2 separate regions of the Homo sapiens genome follow, and region 2 is linked to region 1. A link is a contact called in ENCODE Hi-C or POLR2A ChIA-PET data. All regions are on one chromosome and are shown on one strand. Each heading gives the region's core, a stretch centred on a gene start or an enhancer-like site at or near the end of the contact. The rest is flanking DNA. Distances are from core to core; before and after follow the strand shown.

What was found. Hi-C counts contacts between places; a loop is a spot of excess contacts on that map. ChIA-PET counts read pairs that join two places held with the same protein, here RNA polymerase II (POLR2A). Pooled maps may share reads with other maps.
Region 2: a loop to region 1 is called in a pooled map, with 7 times the contacts of the local background. The contact joins the promoter of OR2AG2 here to the promoter of MRPL17 in region 1. A Hi-C loop is called at or near these places in 3 of 50 pooled maps. POLR2A ChIA-PET finds 5 or more read pairs at or near these places in 3 of 52 experiments (BJ, activated CD4-positive, alpha-beta T cell and activated naive CD4-positive, alpha-beta T cell).

What each region holds. Positions count from the first base shown.
Region 1 is chr11:6,682,090-6,684,823 of GRCh38, forward strand. It overlaps MRPL17 (mitochondrial ribosomal protein L17), which reads right to left and starts at 1,251. Exons shown (of 3, transcript NM_022061.4): 1 at 1,034-1,251; 2 at 658-726; 3 at 1-313. The coding sequence starts at 1,207. The coding sequence ends at 29. RefSeq lists enhancers at 793-1,555, 972-1,411.
Region 2 is chr11:6,770,652-6,773,385 of GRCh38, forward strand. It overlaps OR2AG2 (olfactory receptor family 2 subfamily AG member 2), which reads right to left and starts at 1,325. Exons shown (of 2, transcript NM_001004490.2): 1 at 971-1,325.

The DNA.
Region 1 (2,734 bases), core at 1-2,500:
TTAAGGGCTGCAGACTCTTCAGATCCAGTTAAATCCCTGGTGTTTGAGCTGTGTGGGAGCTGTGGTTGCTTGCTTCCTGGCTTTGCCTGAGGTCCTGCCGCAAACCCTGCAGCAGCTGGTTTAGGAGTGTAAGGTGGCTGTCTCTGCGAGGCAGAGGCAGGGGTGGGAGGCAATTCCCTTTATACTCGATCACTGCCATCTTGGCCCGATCCAAACTCCGATTTGGGATCTGCAGCATTCTTGTGTAGCCCCCAGTTTGATCTTTGTACCGAGGGGCCAGTACTTGAAACAGCTTTGGGATCAAATCCTTCTCCTAGAGGGAGAATTATCCAAGAGACAGCAGAGTCAGGCAAAACTGCAGAGGCATTTAACTTTACACCATTCCCAAAGGTAAGGTCCATCCACACATAGAAAGACCTCCCCCTCCCCTCGCCAATCTGGCATAGTCAGTGTTACACAAAGGGGTCGTTTATAGGCAGTTGTGCAGAGGTATATTCACATCGACTTCAACTAACTTAAGACACAGTTTCTAATTTAGTTAGCAGCACTGGCCCATAAGTGAGTACCCAAGTTTAATTCTGCATAGTTCTCCTTTTTCCAACCCCCACCCCCAGGGAGCAAAGGGTGGGATTTTGAAGGCAGATAGGTCGCACTCACTGTGAGCCAGAAGTCAGCCATGCGCATGGCTCGTTCGTTAGTGTCTCCCAGCTTCCCATAGTCGATGAGCTGTGAGGACATAACATCACGGATCCAACCGAGCAAGAAAACAAGGTGCCAATCTAATTTCTCTAATGCCGGAAGGCAATCCATTCTTTCCACTAGCCAAGCATCTCCAATCTACGCCACCCCTAACTCCGCAGCCCTAACCAGTCTTCCATTAGAGGCGATGGAGGGGCGGGTTCAGCCCAAGGTTCTGGGGGACTCAGACTTGGGGAATGGTTTACCAGGTTGGTCCCGGTCCCTTTCCACTTGCAGCCGGCTCCGCCCCCTCAGACCAGACCCGCAGAGTGGACAAGAGGGCCGCGCTCCTCACCTTCTCCGCGTAGCCCCTCATTTCGTCCACACGCGCCCATGGTGCCTCGATGCGTTCGTGCCGCACCAGCCCTGTGAGCAAGTTCCGCAACAGATGGATGCGGGACTCGGGACCGAGGCCCATACGGCGAAATACGCGGCCATGGGAGATCGCTGCAGCGACCGACAGCCGCATGTTTCCAACTTCTGCCCGCCCCTTGGAGGCCGGAACTGGAAACTGGAAGGTAGAGCCGGTGGCGGCAATTTCAGGGAACGCATGCGCCTTAGCTCGGAGCGTGGTGAACGTGTTTGCGCATGCGCATCAGAGCCTGCCTCGTTGGCAATCTCGGGAAGGGCGGAGAAACGGTGTTGAGCTTTTCCAGAGGCGGCGAGCTGGGCGGGCTTCAGGCATCCAGAGCGCTCTGTGGCGGCCGAAGAACCAGGCGCCCCCTAGTGTGGGATAAGCGGGCCATCGGGTTTTTTTTGGGGCTGCGTCAGCCAGTGGCATTTAGGGCGATGGGGCGCTCCGCCGCGGAGACTCCTGGGAAAGAGAGCGTCTGAAGAGAAAGGCACCCGGAGGGTTCGGGGTCCTGCGGGCTGACGGCCCTACCGGGTCCAGCAGTGGCCAGCTGGCCTGGTTGACACCTGTACGCATTGTTTTTAACACAGTGATTTTCAGTAGTAATGGTGAGATGGATAATAACGATGCCCGGAAAAGAAACGCAGATAGTGAAATTTTTCTTTTATTGAAGTAATCACTCCAGTTAAAAAAATTACAGCACTAAAGGGAAAAGTAGTAGATTGTTTTTAATTACACCAGTGTGTCTTTTTAAGGGGAAAAAACATACCTACACATTTATGTGTTAATGAACAATAATATTATAGTTTGTTTTTGAGCCTTAACATCTGCAAATTGGCAATGACTGTCAAAATTATTCCTTGTTATGGGTTGAATTGTGTCTTCCCCATGATTCTTCCCGTCCCCAAAAAGCTATGTTAAGTCCTAACCTGCAGTAACTCAGAATGTGACCTTATGTGGAAATAGGGTCATTGCAGATGTCATTTGTTAAGATGAAGTCATGCAGGCATAGGTGGGCGCCTAATCCAAAATGCCTAGTGTCTAGCTAGCTAGATAGATAGACACATATATACGTACATACATATATGCAGGCCGGGCACGGTGGCTCACTCCTGTAATTCCAGCACTTTGGGAGGCCGAGGCGGGCGGATCACCTGAGGTCAGGAATTCGAGACCAGCCTGGCCAACATGGCGAAACCCCGTCTCTACTAAAAACACAAAAATTAGCCGGGCGTGGTGGCTCATGCCTGTAATTCTAGCTACTCGGGAGGCTGAGGCAGGAGAATAGCTTGAACCCGGGAGGTGGAGGTTGCAGTGAGCTGAGATCGGGCACTGCACTCTAGACTGGGCGACAGAGTGAGGCTCTATCTCAAAAAAAAAAAAAAAAAAAATGCGCATGAAGAGAGAGAGATGGACACAGGGTGATGCTGACCAGGTAAAGACAGAGACATACAGGCAGAAAGCCATGTGACCTTGAAAGCAGAGATTATGGAGTCAAGCAGTTGCAAATCAATGAATGAACACCAAGGATTGCTGGAGCACACCTGAAGCCAAGGGAAAGGTATAAAACGCATTCTTTTTCAGATCTGTCAGAGAGCATGACCCTGCTGCTAACACATCGCTTTCTTACTTCTAGCCTCCAGA
Region 2 (2,734 bases), core at 75-2,574, 89 kb after region 1:
AAAAACACAAGTCCAAAGTCAATTCTAAGCACTATTTCTGCTAAATATTAGATTTGAAATGCCTTCATTTTTCTTGAATAAAAAGATGAATGGACAGGTAAATAAAAGGAGGAACATAATTAGCTGGGCACATTCTTCTAGCTTCCTGCACCAGATGTTTGGACAGGATTTCAAAGAGAAGAAAAATCAGGGCTTGGGTAAGGTGGTGTAACCAGGACTCAGGATCCTACATACCTACCTCCTCCCTCTGATACGGGACTATTGTTTTCCCTTCTTTCCATTTACTGAGTTCTCTCTGGGGTCATCTAAAGGGAAAGGCCAGAGAACACACACTGGGCCTACAGAGGAAGAGCTTCATTCTGGAAAACTGCTGGTGGTTGCGGGTATTTCAAACCAAGAGAAGTCAGCAGAGGCTGATATTAAGAGGCATTGCTATAGTTTATGGAAAATGGTCAGTCAATTAACAAGGTAGAGCTAAATTTTTGGAAGTATATTTTATAAGTTTTTCTTTTTCATCTCTGCTCAGTATATTTATTTTTTGTATTTACTTCATTTGGCTTTTTGTGTGGCACTGGACTTAGCGCCAAGCAGTCCTGCAGGGGAAAGGCACTTCAGCATATTTTAGATAGTCCTCCTTTGAGGTACTATTCATTTGGGGACTCACATCAAACTACTGGAGGCCAGGAAAATCTAGATGTAACAAAGGTAAGTACTGAGACTTTTACCAGGAGGCCATCATCAGGAATTCTAGGAACTCACGGCTGGCCAATGGCATAGAATTATTTTGGTTGTTCCTACATGTGCAAGATGGGTACATGTACAAGGTTGATAAGATATAGATGGGAGTGAGTGAATCATAAAGCCTGAGGAACTAGAGAATCTGAGAAGGAGAGCAGTGTAAGGTCTTGACCCTGTTTCTCAGGACTTCCAGACTTCCCATATTGCCTTGAAACGGAGACAGAGCCCTTACCTCATATGGGAAGGGGCATAGCTTCCAGGTAAAGAGGTTCAAGAAGCCAAAGAAAGAAAAGTTGCTTCTTCTGGCCAGGATGAATGTAGGTGTGTGTATGGCTGTCTCTAGGATCAGAGATCAAAGGCTCCTCCAGTCACTGGCACTGCAAGTCCTCTCTGGAAGTAGAGATAGATGCAGACAGGCAGCTGAGAACCTAGGGCAGGATCCTGCAGAAGTGAGGAGCTGAATCTCTTCCAAAGTTCTCTCATTCACTGTCCTTGCGAGAAAGTCCTTACTGCTTTGGAATGGTTCTAGCTGAGTTCTTAAGTCCAGGTCCTCAGATTTCATATATTCCCCTCATGCTGTGTTTCATGATAAAAGAGGAGCACAGCAGGAATGTGAGAAAAGAGGTATAAGAAGAGCTGCTTAAAAGAGACCCACCAATGCCCAGCCTTACTGTCTCTGCGCCAACAGTGAGGCCTGTCCTGGGGGAGGGTTCATAGTCTCACCCTCTCAGCTGACATGACCTCCCCTGAAAATATTGCTCCAGGAAATGGGATTTTAATAAATCCCCTTGGGCATGTCTCCTGGCCTGCCATTTCTTCAAACTTTACCACCAAATGAGCTCTGAACCTTGAGGCCTTGTTCTGCCCGCCATGGGCTTGCTGTGTCTCACCACTCATTGGAGTCTAAGATCTTTCTCCTGCCTTACAAAACCAAAACTATAATTTTAACCTAGAAATCACTGACCGGAAAACCAGACAGAGGCTGTTTCTGACAAAATAGATAGTGTCAGTAACCAATCTGAAAAGCAACACCTCCCTGTCCAGCCCTCTGTCCAAAATATAAAGTCTGTCTCATGGGTTCTATAGATGCTGCCACTCACATATCCCTCTTTGTGCCACTAGCCTGGGCTATTACCAACTAGAGGGAGTTAACTATGCTTCTGTTAATATCAGGTCTTCCTTCACTGAGCTTTAATGAGGATCCAGCACTAATTTATTTTTCAGTTCTTTGTTTCTCCTTTCTACTCCCTCTTGTGTGTGTTCATTTGTTCATGGGCCTACATATTCTGTGATCAGTCAGCTGAGCTGCTCAGAGCTTTGGGATGATGACACAGCACCTGCTTGCACTCACTTCTGCTTTTAGTTCAGGCTTTCCCATCTCTCACCCAATTCTGTGCTTAATCTTCCTCATTCTTTAGTATCTCTTTAATCAGCCATTTCACCAGGAAATGCTGAAAATTTCTTCCGGAGTTATCATATCTTTTCTCTTTGAACTTAAAAAAAATAAAAATAAGTTTCCACTTTCTGTTTATATAAAATATATACTCAAAATTATTTCAGAAGTGCAACAGAAGAACTAATATAAAAATCTTTTTATTTTTTAATTATAAAAGGAATGTACTGAAAAGACGGTTTTAAACATGTAAATTATAAGAGCAGCATTATTCACAGTACAATAAAAATTAGAAACGACCTTTATGCCCATCAACAGTGGAATAGATAGATATGCACCAAAGGGTTACTATGTAGGAATCTAAACAAAGGAACCAGAGCATACAACAAAAAAAGCAACTTAGGAAACTAATATTAAGGGAAGCAAGAGACACCTTAGGATTATATATCGTGGTACTTCTTTTGCAGTGTTAAGAACTTAAGTGAAAATAAACTTCCTATAAATATGTGTACATTCAATAAAACTACATATAAATGAAGAAAGAAAATGATGGACATGAAATTTGCGTTAATAGTTATAGTGAAAGGAGGCAGAGAGCTGGAC